Linked DNA regions of Homo sapiens: all the other regions are linked to region 1. The links are chromatin loops, found by intact Hi-C in ENCODE. Cell type or tissue: GM12878. All regions are shown on one strand.

Region 1 (5,000 bases):
GCTAATTTTTGTATTTTTTCTAGAAACAGGGTCTCCCTATGTTGCCCAGTCTGGTCTCAAACTCCTGGATTCAAGCAATCCTCCTGCCTTGACCTCCAAAGTACTGGGGTTTCAGGCATGAGCTACTGTGCCCAGCCTCCCCATTTTCTGGATGAGAAAGTTGGCCTCAGAGAGTCAAGTCATGTGTCCAAGGCCACGCAGCTTGTTCTTCTGGGAGGTAGGAGCAAAACTAGGCCATGGTCTCAGAGCACAGCTCTTAACCACCCTGCAGTGACAGTGGCTCCCAGGCTCAGCCTGTGCCACCCAAACCAACTGCCCAGCGCATATGTGGCTCCCTGTATTAGTCTGTTCTCATGCTGCTAATAAAGACATACCCGAGACTGGCTAATTTATAAAGGAAATAAGTTTAATTGACTCACAGTTCAGTATGGCGGAGGAGGCCTCAGGAAACTTACAATCATGGTGGAAGGTGAAGGAGAAGCAAATACGTCCTCTTCACGTGGCAGCAGCAAGGAGAAGTGCCAAACAAAGGGGAAAAGACCCCTTATAAAACCATCAGATCTCATGATAACTCTCTCACTATCAGGAGAACAGCATGGGGGTAACTGCTCCCATGATTCAATTACCTCCCGCCAGGTTGGTCCCATGGCACGTGGGGATTATGGGAACTACAATTCAAGATGAGATCTGGGTGGGGACACAGCCAAACCCTATTACCCACTGGGGTCTGGCACCTACAAGCCTGAAAGATCCAGACACTGATGAGGGAATGAAGTAGCCACATCCACCTAGCAAAAGGGTTCCGGTGTGACCCAGGAAAAGGAGCGGGAGGCATCTGCCCACTTCACCTCAATGCAGGAGTTTGGCAATGGAGCCCTAAACGTTACTTGGAATATGAATTCACAGGTAGCATAACTGGATGTTCCAGCTGGAAGGGCATGAGACAGGCTTTGCAGAGCCTAGAGCAGCCAAAGAGATGAGGTGGGGGTGGCTGGGAGAAGAAAGGAAACCTCGGATACATTTTGTAAGTTGTGCCTCAATTTTCTGGAAAATGGGGATAATGGCAGTGCCCACCTTGGGGGGTTGTTGTGAGGATTAAATGAGTTAGTGCCTGTGAAGAACTCACACAAGTGACTGGCACAGCAAATGCCCAGTGAGTGTCGGTTATGGTCATTGTCACTAGTATCATCATGACCTCAGACCCTCTGAGTCCGGATTCATGACCACCATTCCCAACTTGGTATTCAACACACCTACCTTATTACTTTGCACCTTATTACTTTATTTATTTATTTATTTATTTATTTATTTATTTATTTATTTATTTGAGACAGGGTCTCACTCTGTCACCCAGGCTGGACTGCAGTGGCACCATCTCAGCTCACACTGCAGCCCTGACCTCCTGGGTTCCAGCGATCCTCCCACCTTAGCCTCCTGAGTAGCTGGAACTACAGGCATGCATCAATATGCCTGGCTAATTTTTGTAATTTTTGTACAGCTAGGATTTCACTATGTTGCCCAGGCTGGAACTCCTGGGCTCAAGCAATCTGCCTGCCTTGGCCTCCCAAAGTGCTGAGATTATAGGCATGAGCCACTGTGCCGGACCCCTGCATCTTATTTTAATAAATCCTCAGCCAGCCTTGTGACCTCGGAGTGCCAGAACTGGATTCGAGGCCCCACTTAGCAGCTGTACAACCCTGGGTTAGTCCCGTAAAACATTCAGTCTTTAAGCTCAGGGAGAATCACAAATCCACCATGCTCAGTACAGAGGGCTCAATAAATGGCTAGTGTGTTTACAAGACCACAGAGGCGCGCAGAAGCTAAGGTTACACTACTAGAAAATGAAGGAGGAAAGACTCACATCCAGGCCTCCCAGGGTCCATGCCCTTCACAGGAAAGCCCCCACTTCTATGAGCATGTTTAGAATAAACACAGTGTGATGGTTACTTTTATGTGTCAACGTGACCAGGCAATGGCACCCAGAGATGTGGTCAAACATTATTCTAGATGTTTCTGTGAAGTCGTTTTTTAGGTAAGATTAACATCTAAATCACACTTTGAAGGCTGGGCGCAGTGGCTCACACCTATAATCCCAGCTCTTTGGGAGGGCAAGGCAGGAGGATCACTTGAATCCAGGAGTTTGAGACCAGCCTGGGCAACATGGATCTACCAAAACACCGTCAGATCTCATGATAACTCTCCATCTCTACCAAAAAAAAAAAAAAAAATTAGCCAGGTGTGGTTGCAGTGGCTCATGTCTATAATCCTAGCACTTTGAGAGGCCAAGGCAGGAGGACTGTTTGAGCCCATGAGTTTGAGACCACCACATGCCAAAACCCTGTCTCTACAAAAAAAATACAAAAATTAGCCAGGCATGGTGGTGCATGCCTGTAGTCCCAGCTGCTCTGGGAGGGTGAGGCTGAGAGGGTCTCAGCCTGGGAGGCAGAGGTTGCAGTGAGCCGAGACTGTGCCACAGCACTGCAGCCTGGGTGAAAGAGTGAGACTCTGAATCAAAAAAAAAAAAATCCCCAGCTGACTTTGAGAAAAGCAGACGGCCCTCCATCAAATGTGGGTGGGCTCCATCTAATCAGTTAAAGCCTTAACACAAAGCGTGACCTCCTCTGAGCAAGAAGGAATTCTGCCAGCAGGTGCCTTCAGACTTAAACTGCAACTTTTCCTTGCGTCTCCAGCCTGCTGACCTACCTTACTGACTTTGATCTCGCCAAACTCCACAATTGCATAAACCAATTCCCTAAAATAAGTGTCTTTCTCTGTATGTAGACTCATCCTCTTGGCTGTTTCTCTGGAGACCCCTGACTAATATGCATAGGTATGACTCCTGGCACAGTGCGTGCTACAAAGAGGAGAAGGCACTACCTGTGAATCAGACCATCTGTGAGTATTTGCAATTGCCCAACCATATCAATTTCTCACTTTCACTTCCTGGTGAGTCATATTCCGAGCAGCTGGCTAGGATCAGAAGAAACAAGGCATTCTTTTCATGCTCAGACAGAGCCCTGTTGAACGTTTACCTTCCTGAAGAAGGCAGAAAGAGGAAGGGCCTCCTAGTGACATTCTCCAGCCTTGAGGAAGAAGAAAATTCTGATTTAATGAGCTTGAGTTTGAATGTAATCAGATTTTCTCTATAGCAACAGCTCCACAACACAATCCTCTTGGCAGCTGCAACAACCAGCCATCTCCTGATGAAACCAGACATCTCACACACGGGCCACTGGAGAAGCCACCGTCGAGGCACAAGATGCCAGAGGATGGGACCACCCCACCTGGTCATCAGCTTTAGATTTGAGTGGGAGTAAGCAGGTAGTGCCACAGTCCTTTGATTTGGGAATTTACAAATGCGTATCTAAAAGTATGCTTCCCCTGAATTGAAAGTCTTTCCTCTAAGATCTGGAACGAGACAAGGATGTCCACTGTCATTACTTTTATTCAGCATAGTACTGGAAGTCCTAGCTAGAGCAATTAGGCAAAAGAAAGAAACGAAGGGCATCCAAATGGAAAACGAAGTCAAGTTATCCTTGTCTTTAAATATAAAACAACATAATCTTGCATTTAGAAAAACCTAAAGACTCCACCAAAAAATGTTAGAACTGATAAATTCAGTAAAGTTGTAGAATACAAAACCAACATACAAAAATCAGTAGCATTTATATGACGAAAGCAAACAATCTGAAAAAGAAATCAAGAAAGCAATCCCATTTACAATAGCTATAAAAATATAAAATACCTAGGTATAGATTTTGCCAAGTGAAAGATGGCTACAAGGAAAACTATAAAACACTGATGAAAGAAACTGAAGAAGACAAAACAATGGAAAGATATTCCATGTTCATGGATTGGAAGAATTAATATATTAAAATGTCAAGATCACCCAAAGTGATTTACAGACTCAGTGCAATCCCTATCAAAATACCAATGACTTTCTTCATGGAAATATAAAAAAATTCTAAAATTTCTAAAAATTCACAAAAGACCCTGAATAGCCAACGCACTCTTAAGCAAAAAGAACACAGTTGGAGGCATCACACTATCTGACTTCAAAATACAGTACAAAGCCAAGTAACCAAAACAGCATGGTAACTGGCATAAAAAAAGACACAAAGACCAATGAAACAGAATAGAGAACCCAGAAATAAATCATGAATTTACAGCCAACTTATTTTTGACAAAGGGGCCAAAATGGGGAAAGGGCAGTCTCTTTAATAAGTGGTGCTGGGAAAATTGCATAACCATATGCCAAAGAATAAAGCTAGACTCCTATTTCTGAGCATACAAAAATCAAATCAAAATGAACTAAAGACTTTAAGACCTAAAACTATGAACCCACTAAAAGAAAACATTGAGGAAATGCTCCAGGACATTGGTTTGGGCAAAGATTTTTTGAAAAAGACCTTAAAAGAACAGGGAACAAAAGAAAAAATAGACAATTGGGATCACATCAAGCTAAAAAGCTTCTTCACAGCAAAGGAAACAATCAACAAAGTGAAGAGACAACATACAGAATGGGAGAAAATATTTGCAAACCATCCATCTGATAAGGGATTAATAACAAGAATATGCAAAGAACTCAAACACCCCAACAGAAAAAGAAACCCCCAAGTAATCCAATTATAAAATGGGCAAAGGACACAAGTAGACATTTCTTAAGAGAATACATACAAACGGCCAACAGGCATATGAATAAAGTGCTCAACATCACTAATCATCAGGGAAACGCAAATTGAAACCACAGTGAGATATCATCTCACCCCAGTTAAAATGGCTCTTAACCAAAAGACAGGAAATAACGGATGCTGGTGAGAATGTGGAGAAAGGGGAGCCCTCATACACTGTTGCTAGAATGTAAATTAACACAGCCACTATGAAGATTCGTCAAAAAACTAAAAATAGAAGTACCTTATGATCCAGCAATCCCACAACTGGGTAAATATCCAAAACAAAGGAAGTCAATACATCAAAGAAATATCTACACTCTCATATTT
Region 2 (5,000 bases), 50 kb after region 1:
CCAGATTGCTGTATTCTGCATAGCAGCCTGATACTTGCTGACAAGGACCCATTTCCTACTCCGTAGGGAGGCTGGCCGGCCTCACCCCACGAACCTGATTCCAGCCTTCCAGGCCCCTATATTCACATACTGCTGCTGGAAAGAAGAGTGATTCCTTGTCCACAGATGTTGGGGCTTTCTTCTGGATAGAATCAGACGTGGGATAACAATGACCAGGCAAGTGTGGGAGGCACGTGGCAGGGGTTCCAAGATAACACCTTAGTTCTGGGATGTGGGGGCATCTTGACGGCTTTCATCCTGGGCTGCTGTTCCAAGGCAGAGCAGCTGACTTTAGCAAAAACATCACTGACAGACATACACACACAGAGAGATACACACTAAAAATACACATACACGGCCAGGTGCAGTGGCTCACACCTGTAATCCCAGTACTTTGGGAGGCCAAGGCAGGTGGATCACCTGAGGTCAGGAGTTCGAGACCAGCCTGGCCAACATGGTGAAAGCCTGTCTCTACTAAAAATATAAAAATTAGCTGGGCATGGTGGCGCATGCCTGTAATCCCAGCTACTCGAGAGGCTAAAGCAGGAGAATTGCTTGAACCCAGGAGGCAGAGGTTGCAGTGAGTCAAGATCACACCATTGCACTCCAGCCTTGGTGACAAGAATGAAACTCTGTCTCAAAAAAATAAAATAAAAATTAAAAACACACATACACACACCACTTTTCTTTTGCTGAGAGCATTTTACTAACACTTTTCTCCATTTCTGTCTTCCTCTTTTTCTACACTGGGCTGGATGATACATATTTTTGGTTTTGTGGGTACTTCTTTGCCTCAACTACTCAGCTGTGCCCTTGTCCTGCAAAAGCAGCTATAGGCAATATGCAAATAAATGGGTGTGTCTATGTGCCAATAAAACTTTATACACAAAAAGAGGCAGCAGGCCAGATTTGGCCTGTGGGCCGTAGTTTGCAAATCCCTACTCCGATAGAAAGAAAGTAGGAAAAGAAGACCTGGTAAGGAAGAAAAAGTCCATTTTTTGATGCTGCACTTATGATTTCTGATGCTGCCTCTAATTCCTTCTGTGACTAACGCAATCTACCACTGTTTAAACAAAAAAAAAAAAAAGGCATGGGGAAAGAAAAAAAATTTATAAAAAGGTTTCTATGGGAACAGGGAGTTCACTTTTAATGGTTCAATCACAAAAAAGACAATTACTTTATTTTTCTCTCTTCTTCTCAGACATAGGGCAGATGTGATCTATGGCTTGTCGGGCAGAGGGACTTTGTCCAGAGCCTCAGCTATTTCAGTGAAAAATTAAATGCCAGAGTGTTCCACAGGTCAGGGAGGGCAGTTTATGAAATCTGGGCCTCTTGGGCAAAGGGTTGCTTCCCTAGAGCTGCAGATCTGGTGAGACATCCCGCCTCTCTCATGAGGCTATAGGGCCAGCAGGCAGCTCTGGGCTGCTCTGATGCAAAGTCGTGGCTGCTGACACGTGATTCTGTGGCGAAACTTCTTCCTAGGTCTGCTGCCAACTGGACTGAGGGCTTCCCTCTCCCTGCTGCAAAGCCATTTGTGAGATGGGCTTCTGTTTTACCTGGCCCCTGAACACTCTCGTTCCTTGGTACAAACATGCCTGGGTGGAGTCCAGAGCCCCTTGTTTGCCCTGATGGCGGGCTGGCCACTATACCTCCCTAGGTACCTTCAACTTGACAGCCAAGGACAAGCCAAGAATGTACATCATTTACCACGTGTACTTGTATAGCAAAGCTTATGAAATGCAACATTTTCTACCCAGGACACTTGGTGGAAGTGAATCTCCAGCACTCCACAGTGAAAAGAATCTAGGATGCAGCCAGCAGTGCTTAGTAGAGCCCAGAGTCACACACCAGCCATCCACTCATGCATGCCGGGCTGGAAGGCAGACGGCTTTAGGTGGGCACCTGCCCAGGCCCACCACTCCTTGACCACCTTCCCAGGGGTGGATTTGAGCCCCAGATAATCCAACCCTCTCATTTTGCAAATGAGGAAACTAAGGAACCACAAGGGAGAGAGATTTTTCAGAATCTCACAGCGAGTTTGCAACAAAGCCAGGACCCTGGCTCAGGCCTTCAGCCTTTGGGTCTTGGTTGTGGCTTCCGCAGCCGCACAATGCTCCACCTGGAAAGGCCCCTCAAGAAAAATCCACACCATGAGATAGGGATGGAGCTGGCACTAGAACACGGCCTTTTGCCTGTTGTAATCAGGAGTGAACTCAAAGCCCGTGGCCTGACCCCAGCCACAGTCAGAAAGAAACTTTCTACATGATGATTCATCCCTTAGAACCAGGCACACAGCCCCAGGGGTAGTGCCCTGGCAGGCAGTTCCTTGACATGAAACCTGTGCATTTGGTTTTCTTTGGGTTTTTATATAGAAACCTTCAGTGCACTTGCTGTGCCCTCTAAGAGCTGGCGGAGGTGGGAACAGGAACGGTCCCTCCTTGGCTCCATCCCTTCTCTGGCTGCTGGATAACGGTGACCATGGCAGCATCCCATCCCACTGCTGTGTGCTCCACTGCTGTGTGAAAGGAAGGTCTAGAGATAGGGAGGTAAAGATGGAGCGATAAGGAACTGGAGGGGTGGGCTGTGGGGGCAGGAATTGTTGGGGAGTTATGGGAGAGAAGGTTGGTGTGGCATCCTGAGCCAGGCCACAGGTGACCTCGCACAACAGGTCAAGGGGCTTGGACTTCATCCTGTAAGCCAGTGCAACCCAGCCTTTTTCTCGTGGTCACATGGGACCATGATACCATTTGTCCTGGGATGGGCCAAAGAGCTGCCCAGGCCCCCACTCTGCTGCCCTTAGCTCATGGGTTGGGAAGCTCTGCTGTAGGTCACAAAACCTACTGGTGGCTTTAGCAACAACATGCTCGAGTGGCTGGGTGGTGGGTGGAAAGCCGTAAAGAAGTCAGTGACTGCGGAGTCCAAGTTCGCATGAGGGACACCTGCACCTGGGCCTGAGCCAGTGGAACAAAAGGAGAAAGTGGGCCACATGGGCCGGGGCTGATCCTTCGGAAAACGCAGGCCCTGCCCTGCCTCTGAGCCTGCCTTGAGGGGATTCCAATCATTTCTCTCCCTTCTGCACTGTGCAACCCAGAACCTACGCAGTCAAGTTTCTGCTTGGCCTTCAAAGTCCAGGTCCAGAATTACAGCATCAAACGCCAAAAGCACCAGAATGACAGGGGATGGCCCAAAGCAGAACTGACCTCTGCACCGCTAGAATCAGAAAATTCAAGCTACAGTCTGGCTGGGTGCCCATGACAGTTTCACGCTCCTGAAAGGCAGAGACTAGAACCAGCTTTCATTCTCCAATGTCTGCAAGATGCTACGTGCTCGACACACATGTGCTAAACTGCTCAGAGAAGGGTTGTGGGTTTTTTGGGTGGTGGAGGCTTCCCACATGAATGGAGCCTTCTTTAAATCCTGGCCTGACACCCCTTTTTGTCCAACAGTACAGTGACCCCCAGAACTGGTGGAACACTGAGCTGGACCCTGAGGCTCAGACAAAGAGGGAGAGGGGGCAGCCAGACTAGCCTGTCTTTCGAAGGACACCAGAGCCCCCAGCCAGGTACGGAACTAAGGCGCAGACCTATTAACACACCACCTCTAACATCAGTTCTAGAAAATATGTCCCTGCCTTCCCACATGGCTCCAAGGAAGCAGGGACCACCTGGCAGAAGCTGCCAGCATCCTGCAATTCCATCTTCTCTTCTCCAAAAAGGTCAACAGCTTGGACCACCCCTGTTTCCTTGCAAGGGACCCTGTGAGGGTGGCACAGGCAGTCTGCCCAGAGGGACATGCCCATGCTCTGCCAGAGGGCTCCTCCTTGACGAACGTCTTTTTGAGCTATGCATGTGAACATATCCATGAACACTGCATCTGCTCAAGTATCAGACACAGGAAGGTGAGTGGCAGGCCTCTTGGGAGGGGCCATCACTCTGCCCAGCTCACCCGGACCTCCAAAGACAGGTCGAGAAATCTTCATTCCAATGTTTTTTGGGGGATGACCTATGACATCACAATCACATTGCATGGATTTCAGAATCCTACAGTTCAGCGTGAGAGATAAAAGCCTTGGATGAGCAAGTGAGCAGAGGCCAAGATACTTCTAAGTCAACTTAAACTTATGGATATATGGAAAGATACAAAGATATAGCTCTATTATTAAACTATTCTTCCCTGAAATGCAATATCCCAGAGGTTGTAAGCTCAGGGCTACCCCTCATTAATGACCCCAGGATCACCCCATCCCAGGGCCCCAAGAGAGTCAAAGCTTTCTGAAAAGAATCAGGAATGCCTGACCCTGACAGCAGCTGCTGCCTACAGATGGAGGCCAGGAATCCCTCTCAATCCCTATGATTAGAGATCTGTAAGATCCCACTGTAGCCCTCCTTCCATCGCCACGACAACTGCGGCTATCTGTGCTGTAAGCAGGCACACAGCTTCAATGGCAGCCCCTCTGCCTGGACTCCTCCTGCCTCCCATAACTTGACTACCCTCTGCACTGAGTTCAGAAGAACAAGGCCCCTGCTGGTGGCCCCCAAAGTCGATCATCCAGGCACATCCCGGGCCATCTGACATCTGACAGCCAGTTATGGCAGATGCTCTAACTAAGCTCGGCGTGGAGCACCTTCTGGACTCGGCCCTTTGGCTGAGACTTCCTGAGTACCACAGGAGCAAGGAGAGAAAATGCCTATTAAGCATTCAGTCAAGAGACTGACCAAAGGAAAAATCAAGAGAAGGGAAAAATCAAGAGAAGACAGATGCCTGCCCCCATCTCCACTCCCAGCCTCTTCTCAGCAATGCTAAGCAAAGCACAACGCCCGACACGGTAACTCTACAGTGCTAATGCCCCCAAAAGACACGGACAGCTTCATTCATTCATAATAGCCCCAAACTGCACACAACCCAAAGGTCCCTCAACAGGTGAATGAATCATCAAACAGCGGGGCATCCATACCATGGAA
Region 3 (5,000 bases), 54 kb before region 1:
CTATTAGTTGTTGTTAATCTCTTTCTGTGCCTAATTTATTAATTAAACTTTATCATAGATACATATGTATAGGAAAAAAGTGGTATATATAGGGTTCGGTACTATCCGAAGTTTCAAGCATCGACTGGGGGTCTTGAACTGTATCCCCCGCATATGAGGGGGACAACTATCATTCTGAAATTAAAACATGGTAAGGCCGTGCTCAAGGGACTTGGGAGCAACTGGCGATTTTGACTGCTAGTTACACAGAGCAACGCTGCCCACGTCCCTGCTTCGTCTGATGGCCAGCGGATGGAAATGTATGGTGTCGGAATTAAAGGTAAGAAAAGCAAACATACGGCTTCCAACTCCGGAAAACGTTCTAGAAACTGTGCCACGTAAGTCATGATAGACTGCTCGTCTGGTGTGTCAACCATGATGTCTGTCGAGAGAGACACAGGAATTAGCAGGAGATACAAACACACACGCTTTCAATAGTATTCCCGGATGCCTGATGGTGAAGAATCCCACAGATTATTGAAGGTTTTTTCTCTTTATTTTCCACTTGAGGAACTTTAGGCTCAAAGGTGGTGAATCATTTAACTGAAATCTCACAGCTGGCTGATGAACAGAGAAGCAAGGATATAGAATTTAGGGCTTCTTATTCCCAAAATTCTGTCCCTTCTTCCTTGCTGTTTTAGTCCCTTCCACAGTAAGCAGCCAGCTCGCTGCTGGCTCCATGGGCAAGGACGGTGAACCAGGCAGCCTACATATGGTATACGGAGTCCTACGTTAGCCTAACCCACGTGGAAGGCAACTTCACAGAGATAGCCAAACCCTTTAAACAGGTATGGGCTCTCCCCCTCTGTCATTCTGCTAATGAAACCTGGTCCTTAAGGAAATAATCTGGGATGCACGTTGAGCTTTATTTACTAAGATGTTCACTGCGGTGTTGTTATATCTAAAAGGAAATATTTCAGAAACAACCTCAATGTCTACCAGTAGTGGAAGAGCTAAGTACATTTTTTTTTTTTGGAGACAGAGTCTGGCTCTGTCGCCCAGGCTGGAGTGCAGTGGCACGATCTCAGCTCACTGCAACTTCCACCTCCCGGACTCAAGTGATTCTCCTGCCTCAGTCTCCCGAGTAGCTGGGATTACAGACTGCGCCACCACGCCCAGCTAATTTTTGTATTATTAGTGGAGATGGGGTTTCACCATGTTGGCCAGGCTGGTCTCGAACTCCTGACCTCAGGTGATCCACCTGCCTCGGCCTCCCAAAGTGCTGGGATTATAGGCGTGAGCCACCACGCCCAGCCACTAAGTACATTTTAGTATGCCCACTAGATGAATTATTATGCAGCCAATAAAAATATATAATACATTATAGAAGTATGTAAAATACTTATGATATAATGTTAAATAAAAAGTACAAAATTATATATATACAGTAAATGATAACAATTATGTAAAAATATAATTAGAGGCATATAAAATATCGGAAAAATATCCATATGATCTGAGTGGTAGAAATATAGGAGAAAAAATCTTCTTCATTAGATTTTTCTGTATTTTCCAGATTTTCCACATGGGACAGCAAGTGGTACATTTGTAAAAAAAAATTATTAGAAAGAAAGAGAGAACCACTGCTACCTTCTGGCTCCAGGAGCCTGGGGATGTGCAGGGCATCCTGTGCGATGCTGAAAGCCTTCTCTAGATTTTCTCGTGTGGAATTTTCCAGGGCCTGTTTCATGTCCACCAGGCTGGGGTCAATGGCCTTGATCACCGCCAGGAAAGCCAGCCCACTCCTCCAACTGCCCGCAAAGTCCTGCACCGCCACGCCATACCTGAAGGAAAAACAGCAGCGGCGGCCAGGATGCTGGTTAGTAAACAGACTCAAAGGTGCAAGGTCAGCATGCAGCAGCCGCGTGAGTTTTTGAGTGGGGCAGAGCTGCCGACCTCGCCAGGTGAAGACGCCTTCATCCCTGAGCATGGGAGAGCTGCCCTGAACCACTCACATTTCCATTTCCAGCCAAATGGAATAGGAGGGTATACACTGAACAAAGAGGCAAAATAGGACCCTGGGTTCCCCAATTCCCAGACACATAAAGGACCAACTGTATAGACCATTCCTTGTATCAGTGACATTGAAAACATAACATGGAATGTGCTGTGCCATAAAAATGGAACCAGAAAGACACAAGTTTGTACCTCAGCTGTCCCCTCTATGCTTCTAGTGCCATGGCCTTGGGCAAGTCACCTACCTCTCTGAGCCTCAAACTCCACACAGTGAACTTGCTGGGGCTTTTGTGGGGAAAGTCGAGCCTGGCCCCAGAAGAACGGCCAAGTCATAGGGTCAACCTAATATACAACGTTGGGAGCCCAAGAAAGCCACTCACTAATGACAGCTACTATTATCAGTAATAGAAATAAAAGCACCATTGTAAAAGTGAGGGGCAGAGAGCTTTCACTCTATTTTGTAGAATGGAGGCTACCTCAACTTTTTAAAAGTAAAAGTGAAGGACAAAAGAGGAGAGAATCTTGCCAGGCACTAATTTCCTGTAGAATCTATCCTGAGACTCCACCAATCTCTCAACCGTGGTCAATAAACGCTCTTAAAAAAAAAAAAAAAAACCAAAAACAACCAAGTACCTTTTTATTTGGAAATCATTTAAGACCCAAAAGAAGTTGAAACACAGTACAGAGAGTCTCTACTCTTTCCCCAGCTTCCTCCAGTGACAGCATCTTATGCTACCAGGGTGCGTTATCCAAACCAGAACACCAATACTGGTCCAAGACAATTATTAATCAAGCTATAGACTGCATTTGAATTTCACATTTTCACAGGTGTTACTTTTCATGGCGGTGGTGTACAGATTAATGTAACCACCACAATAGAGAAACAGAACTGTCCTATCACCCCAAGACACTTCCTCTCCCATACATCACACCCCCCTTCTACCCTAACCCCTGACAATGAACTTTTTTTTGGTTGATATTTATGTAAACAACATTTAATGGTGGTTCACATTTGTCAATTTCAATCTACCACGCTTGATCTCTCAATCAAAACTCTGAAGATCCAACCTCTCTTCCCTCTTTTATTTCCACACACAGGGGATAAAGGAATCAATATTTGTGAAGTGCTTAATATGGGCTGGCACTGTGCAAGGTGCTCTTTCATGGATTTTATTTAATTTCACCTAATTGTCCTGGAAGGCAGTGTGTGATAGGATACTATTTGCAGTTGGGGCTTGGAAAGGTAAATGATTCACCAGGATCTCAACCAGTCTGTACGCTGAGGAGCTGGGGCGGCCCCGAGTTGGTTTGGTTTCCACCACACTGGTCTGGCATTTGTGCCCATGGTCCAGGGGCTGTGGGCCTGCTGCTGGTAAAAAGGCCTGATACAAAACTGCTAAAATCACTCTGCTGCCGGTGTGGGGTGAAACAGGGCCGGAACTTGGCTCCAGTTCCCGTCTCGATTTTGGAAGGTCCGACCTAACTTTGAGTATGTTACAGCCTTTATTATTACTATTTTTAAAGTAGGTACAGACTCTGGAAGATACCCTGAAGCTTAAATGCACACAAGTCATTAGAATCCAAGAGACATGCCCATGTTGAGAGGCAACATGATGAAGGCTCCTCTGATCTGTATTCAAATCTTATCAGCTTTGTGCAAACCAAACATTCTGCAAACTGCATTTTGTGTGTACTGCAAAACCAGAAAAATGCAGGGTTTCCTGTTCTGACATTCTTTTTTTTTTTTTTTTTGAGATGTTGTCTCGCTCTGTTGCCCAGGCTGGAATGCAGTGGAGTGAACTCGGCTCACTGCAAGCTCCGCCTCCCAGGTTCACGCCATTCTCCTGCCTCAGCCTCCCGAGTAGCTGGGACTACAGGTGCCCGCCACCACGCCCGGCTAATTTTGTTTGTATTGTTTAGTAGAGACAGGGTTTCACCGTGTTAGCCAGGATGGTCTTGATCCCTGACCTGGTGATCCACTCGCCTCGGCCTCCCAAAGTGCTGGGATTACAGGCATGAGCCACCGCGCCTGCCCCCTGTTCTGATATTCTATATGAAGCAATGGGCACATACATAACTGGCACCTTAATAAATACTAATTCTCCTTTCCTCTGCCTGAAAGCAGCTAGTTAAATGAAGTAGTGTGGGGAGAGGGGCTGCGGCTTACTTTCTCGTTTTCCTCTGCACCCACGCCAACAGGGCCTTGATAGCCTTCCTCTGGTCTTTCACCGATATTGCCACGCTCCTCTCTGCAGTGGGTGTGGGTGGGAAGGATGAGTCTGAGTCTGTGCCCCCTGAGCCAGGGGACAAGCTGGAAGATGGAGAGTTTCTGCTGAGGTTGCCTGTGAGCTCCTTAATCTGGAAGGAAAATGGCATTTCAGACCCCAGCAACAGACCCACCCTCTCAGCAAGCCCCTTGTCTGGCGGGTGGCCATATGGACCATGGCTGGAGGGACCGGCTCAGGCAGGATTGCTTCTCTGAATGCAGAGAAACCCTTTCTGATGGCTGTGGCAGGGGACAGGCAGTACTTGTGATGGCCTGTCCGTTTCTTGTGGCTTGTGGTACACGTAATTACACTCTATAGGGAGGACCGTCTTTTCCTGGAGTCTCTCCAGCTCCAGCCAGCACTTCACACCAGGTCTTCCTGACCCAACTCTGCCGCCCCTTTCCTCTCACCGCCCATCACTCCCAGACTTCACTGAGCTCTTTCAAGCCCCATTGCTTCTGCTCATCCTGCCCTTGCTGCCTCGATGTCCCTTCCCTCCATCAGTGAACTCCTCTCATGAGGACTTCTGTAAGATATGCAGAACCCTAGGCTCTACCCCAGAGCTACTGGAATCAGAATCTGTTTCAATACCACCCTCAGGCAATTCACACACACAGTAGGTTACGTCTAACTTAGTTTGAAAGATGAGTAGGAGGTCTAGCGCACTCCTACTCATCCTTCAAAACCCAGCTCTGGTGTCACTTCTTCCAGGAAGTTTTCCTTACTGCACTCCCCCAT
Region 4 (5,000 bases), 63 kb after region 1:
GAGCCAGTGCTTCGAGCTGACAATCCTTACATGGACAACTCAATTACAACAGATTTGTTGTGCATCTATTACTGTGCAGCTGACATTGACCAAGAACTCACTATTTCCCAAGGATTGGGCCAAGTGCTTTGTATGTATTATCTAATTTAATCCTCTCAACAACTCTTCCAAGGAGATACGGTTATCATCCTGATTTTATTGATGAGGAAACAAAGGACAAAAAAGTTCAGTAATGTCCCCAAGGTCACATAAGTCATTAGGTTAGCCAAGAAGTAACTGGAGTCCAGGTGTTTTGCGGAAACCAAGTCTGATCTTTCTGCTCTGCAGCAGCAGCCTTTGAGGAGAATAGTTCAAGTTAGAAATTCACTAAGAAATACTTTCAGGCAATTGTTGGTCTTAGGTAAACAAGATCACAAGGGGCAAGTTTTCCCTATTAGGCCAGGAGCAAAAAGTCTCTCCATTGCCCTTTGCAGAAAGCTTTCTTCTGTGTGTGTGAAATGCTGGGGACATTTCTGCCTCTGACCCCTGAGCATCCCAAACACTGTGGCTGTGCTGGAAAAGTATGTATGTTTCCTGCTGTTCAAATTGATTTCAACATGTAGATTCCAAAACAAAGCAAAAACAAACAAAAAGCCTTTATCCAAGCCAGCAATAAGTCCAAATCCATCCTTGGTAGCCAGTGTCATCCAAAGAAGACCCCCACCAACTCTTCCCTTCCCACAGGGGCATGCTGCTCCTCACATGAAACAGGAGAATCTCTTTTCTCCTCCCTTGAAAGTGGGCTGTGATGCAAGACAGGTGAGCCCAAGAATTGGGGCTTAGCTTGGGAGGGTTCTTGGCTTCATCTAGGAAAGAATACAAGGGTGAGCTGGTGGTGTTAATCAGAAACTTTTATTGAAGCAGCAGTGTACAACAGCAGAAACAAAGGCATTGCTCCTTGCAGAGCAGGGCTACCCCATGGGCAGCATACCCAGAATAGTGGCTCAGAGGCAGTTCTGCAGTTGCGTTTATACTCACTTTTAATTATATTGCAAATTAAGGGACAGTTTGAGCAGAAATTTCTAGGAAAAGTATGGTAACCTCTGGATTGCTGGGTCATTGCCATGGAAGGGGGTGGTAACCTTCAGGTGTTGCCACAGCAATGGTAAACTCACATGGCAAACTGGTGGGGTGTCTTATGGGGAAGTGCTTCTGTCCCAACCTGTTTCAGCTAGTCCTCAGTTTGTTCCGGTATCTGAGCCCCACCTTCAGAGTTGAGTCCTGCTTCCTACCTCAGCTGGACTTAATGACTTGCTTGGCTAAGAGAATGTAGTGGATGCAATATTTGGGGGCCCCTGAGGCTGGGTCATAGGAAGCCTTGCAGCGTCTGTCCTAGCCTCTTAGAACACTTGCTCTGGTCACAGGCTTCTTCCATTTAATCAATCTGAGAGTGCCATGCTATGAGGAAGCCCAGTCAGTTGCATATGGGGTGACATAGGTCCCACCAGCCCCCAACTGCTTGAGCCATCTCAGCCCAGGAGCCAAGCAGGTGAGTGAAAAACCCACCTCGGACAAGAGCTCATCTTCAGCCCAGCTGAGCTTTTGGCCTGGCTGGAGCTACAGCCCCAGCTATCACCTGTATCACCTGACTGCAACAGCATGAGAGATCCCATACAAGAATTTCCCGGCAGAGCTCAGTCAACCCCCAAAATCCTTGGAGAAAATCCATTGCATAGTTTTAAGCTGCTCAGCTCTGTCATGCGGTACTAGCTAACTAGAGCACGATCCTCTCCTCTCCATCTCCACAGCATCTTGGTCCCGGCCATGGTCATCTCTCCCTTAGATGCCCTCCACCACCACCTACCTGTTTCCTTGTCCCCCATGGTGGTCTCCAACCTCACTCTCCAGGGTGATCTTAAAATGTCATTGGAGCATGTCACTCCCTGGCCTCCCCCTGCACATCTCTTGAAAATCAGCCTCCTTGCCGTGTTCACAGGGCTTGAGAAATTTTGACCCCTCATCTCATTAGCTCCCCGCTCCTCTTTCAAGCCACCTGTTCCTTTCAGTTCCTCAAAAGAGCTGCTTTTTGTGCAAACCTTATGACCCAAGAATTTCACTGGCGGTCTACACTCACCAGAAGTGTACAAATATCAGCTGGACGTGGTGGCTTATGCCTGTTAACCCCAGCACTTTGGGAGGCCGAGGTGGGTGGATCATTTGAGGTCAGGAGTTTGAGACCAGCCTGGCCAACATGGCGAAAACCTGTCTTCTATTAAAAATACAAAAATTAGTTGGGCATCATGATGCAGGCCTGTAATCCCAGGCCTGAGGCAGGAGGCTGAGGCAGGAGGATCGTTTGAACCTGGGAGGTTGAGGTTGTAGTGAGCCGAGATCACGCCACTGTACTCTAGCCTGGGTGACAGAGCGTGACTCCGTCTTGAAAAAAGAAAAAAAAAAGTGTACAAATATATTCCTTGAAAGATGTGTTCAGGAGTATTCATGGCAGTGTTATTCTCCATAGCCAACACAGCCCAAAGATCCATCAGGAGGAGGATGGGTAAATAATGGAATACGATTTATCAAGAGGAAAAGGAGAGAACAACACGGATGAGTCTCACAACTCTAACATGGGGTGAAAGCAGCCAGATACAAAATAATGCACAATGCAGAGTCCAGTTGAAAAAACGCTACAAAAATAACACAATCTGTGATGAGAAAAGTCAGGATAGTGGTTAGCCTGGGAGGGAGGTGGGAAATGGAAGGAGCGTAAGGAGTGCCTCTGGGGTGCCGGTCATGCTTTGTTTCTCATATGGGTCTGGTCGTACAAGCGTGTTATTCTCTAGGGGGTAGTTTGCCAATTGTACATTTTCTGGCTGGATGTTCAATAAGGTGTTAAAAAAAAAAAAAGTGCTGTCCTATCTCCTTCCAAATGACTTTCCTACACACACCTTCGAAATTCCTCCACCGGGAATTTACTGCTTTCTCTTAGTCTTCTTCTGGTTATTCAGATCCAGCTCAGCCCTCCCCTCCTCGGGGAGCCCTTCCTCTGTTGCATCAGTTAGTCTTGGCTGTGGGGCGATCATACCTACAAGCAAAGCACAGTGACTCAAAGCAGTCTCATTAATTAGCTCATGATTCTAAGGCTGGCAATTTGGGCAGTTCTTATGCTGCTGGGGAGGATAATGTGGACCAGTTTTGAGAAAGCAAGACACGAAGAAAGAGAATCCTGGTTCAGTGCCCATCTGGAAAGCTTCATTCATGCTGATCTGATTTAGTGCGTCGTTAAATTGTGTTTTATAAATGCATAAACACAGAATTGATAAGATTTGTTCTATAATCCCCGCTGAACACACATGTCAGTTACTGGGCTGGGAGCTGGGGACAGATTGATGGATAAGATTAATGCAGGAGGTGGGTATGGGTTCATTTGTTCCTTTTTTTATTCCTTTATTTGTTCATTCATTTCACCAGCCAACTTTAATGGAGGACCTAGCAAGTGCCAGGCAGCATTCTGAGCCCTGGAATCCGGTGATGAACATGACAGACAAGATTCCTGCCCCCAAGGAGCTGCACCTTAATAAGTCCCGCAATGAAGGAGACAGAACATAAACAGAGGAAAATACACAAGATGCCAGCTTGTGAGAAGTGCTAGCAAAAAAAGACACAAGTATGTCCAGAGAGTCTGAGGTGTATACAGGTATACAGAGTTCAATTCTTCTGGGGCAGATGGCAGGAAAACGTTCTAAAAATAAGTACCATGTTTTTAGTAGAAGCCATGTCAGAGGCTTGATGTGCATTTTTTCTAACTTGTACAACAAACCATGAGGTAAACAACATTTTCCTACTTTGTAGATGGGGAAACTGATGTTGAGAGAAGTTGAGTCACTTGTCCAAGGTCACACAGCAGGGTGAGGGTGGCCTCACACTGGTGTGTCCCAAAGGGCATCTGGTGTCCAGTGTTGTTCTCTTGGTAGAGGTGATGAGGCCTAATGAAGCCAAGAAAGATAAGTGGATGTTTTCCTGGTGGGCAATGGTCAAGGGAAGTGAAGGGAGCCCGGTGAGCAAAGCTGCTGTGTGTGAAACTGCCTGGTGTGGTCCAGGAGCTCAGTGTAGCCTGGGCCAAGCATATGAGCTGGGAGGGAAGGGTGGAGGGCCGGATCCAGAGGGAGAGTGGGTTCTTGGTTATGGAGCCACGGCAGGTGCGAGGCTGGGGAGGGACACTGGTAGGCTCCCGTTGAAACTCAGCCATCTAGAGCCCATTTTCCCGTAGGCCTCCAGCTCCTCAGCTGCAGGAAGGAGGCTGTATGGAGTTCAGAGCACAGGCTCTTCAATCGGACGGCACAGCCTGGATACGTGGTGGGCTTAGCAATTTGCTCTTGTGAGATACAATGCGATTTCTCAGTAAATTCTGCATCTCAGCTTTGGCTTCATCTGTGTCTGAGTCTCCATCTCATGCAGCTAGCTTATCATAGATCAGTACATTCACAGCATTTATTCGATCCTTTACAAAAACAACAGCCCGGGTTCAAATCCCAGCTCCACCACTTCCTCCCTGTGAGGCCCTGGGGAAGTAACATATCCACTCGGTACCTCTTGTAAAATGGAGGTGGCAGTGACTTTTATTTTTTATTTATTTATTTTTAGACAGAGTTTCACTCTGTCACTCAGGCTGGAGTGCAGTGGTATGATCTCAGCTCACTGCAACCTCCACCTCCCGAGTTCAAGTGATTCTCATGACTCAGCCTCCTGAGTAGCTGGGATCACAGGCATGTGCTACCACACCTGGCTAATTGTTTGTATTTTTAGTGGCAACGGGGTTTCGCCATGTTGGCTAGGCTGGTCTCGAACTCCTGTCCTTAAGCAATCTTCTTGCCTTGGCCTCCCAAAGTGCTGGGATTGCAGGCATGAGTCACCACGCCCAGATAGCAGTGATTTTTCAATGAAGTAATATACACGTGATGTGGAGAACTTTTCTGGCACAGAGTAGGCACGCAGCAGGGACCACGTGCTATCCTTGGGGG

Evidence for each region. A loop is a pair of places that touch in the nucleus more often than their neighbours do. Peaks named below come from ENCODE experiments on the same cell type or tissue, not always from the same donor. Only the 100,000 strongest peaks of a DNase experiment are listed, where the experiment ranks them.
Region 2: it touches region 1 in a loop (3-fold over the local background); 11 of 110 quality-filtered maps call a loop at or near these places.
Region 3: a loop joins it to region 1, with 4 times the contacts of the local background. A loop is called at or near these places in 2 of 110 quality-filtered maps.
Region 4: it touches region 1 in a loop (3-fold over the local background); 11 of 110 quality-filtered maps call a loop at or near these places.

What each region holds. Positions count from the first base shown.
Region 1 is chr14:95,262,729-95,267,728 of GRCh38, forward strand. The region is part of intron 1 of CLMN (calmin); the gene reads right to left. Among named protein-coding and RNA genes, the nearest start is that of CLMN, 55 kb to the right of the region's middle. RefSeq lists enhancers at 2,449-3,648, 2,879-2,928, 3,169-3,218 and a silencer at 2,669-2,728. In GM12878, no CTCF peak of the experiment used is centred here; a DNase peak (open chromatin) is centred at 2,933; H3K4me3 peaks cover 1,113 bases; H3K27ac peaks cover 2,894 bases.
Region 2 is chr14:95,312,529-95,317,528 of GRCh38, forward strand. The region is part of intron 1 of CLMN (calmin); the gene reads right to left. Among named protein-coding and RNA genes, the nearest start is that of CLMN, 4.9 kb to the right of the region's middle. RefSeq lists a silencer at 2,331-2,390. In GM12878, no CTCF peak of the experiment used is centred here; a DNase peak (open chromatin) is centred at 2,333; H3K4me3 peaks cover 501 bases; H3K27ac peaks cover 535 bases.
Region 3 is chr14:95,209,057-95,214,056 of GRCh38, forward strand. It overlaps CLMN (calmin), which reads right to left. Exons shown (of 13, transcript NM_024734.4): 6 at 4,163-4,353; 7 at 1,630-1,823; 8 at 339-421. Among named protein-coding and RNA genes, the nearest start is that of DICER1-AS1, 54 kb to the left of the region's middle. RefSeq lists an enhancer at 2,930-2,979. In GM12878, no CTCF peak of the experiment used is centred here; DNase peaks (open chromatin) are centred at 2,885 and 3,265.
Region 4 is chr14:95,325,993-95,330,992 of GRCh38, forward strand. It overlaps LINC02292 (long intergenic non-protein coding RNA 2292), which reads left to right and starts at 3,592. Exons shown (of 3, transcript NR_110127.1): 1 at 3,592-3,676. LOC105370637 (a long non-coding RNA gene) reads right to left here and starts at 2,880. Exons shown (of 2, transcript XR_944171.3): 1 at 1,844-2,880; 2 at 177-845. RefSeq lists an enhancer at 1,878-1,947. In GM12878, no CTCF peak of the experiment used is centred here; DNase peaks (open chromatin) are centred at 1,213 and 2,059; H3K4me3 peaks cover 1,429 bases; H3K27ac peaks cover 1,458 bases.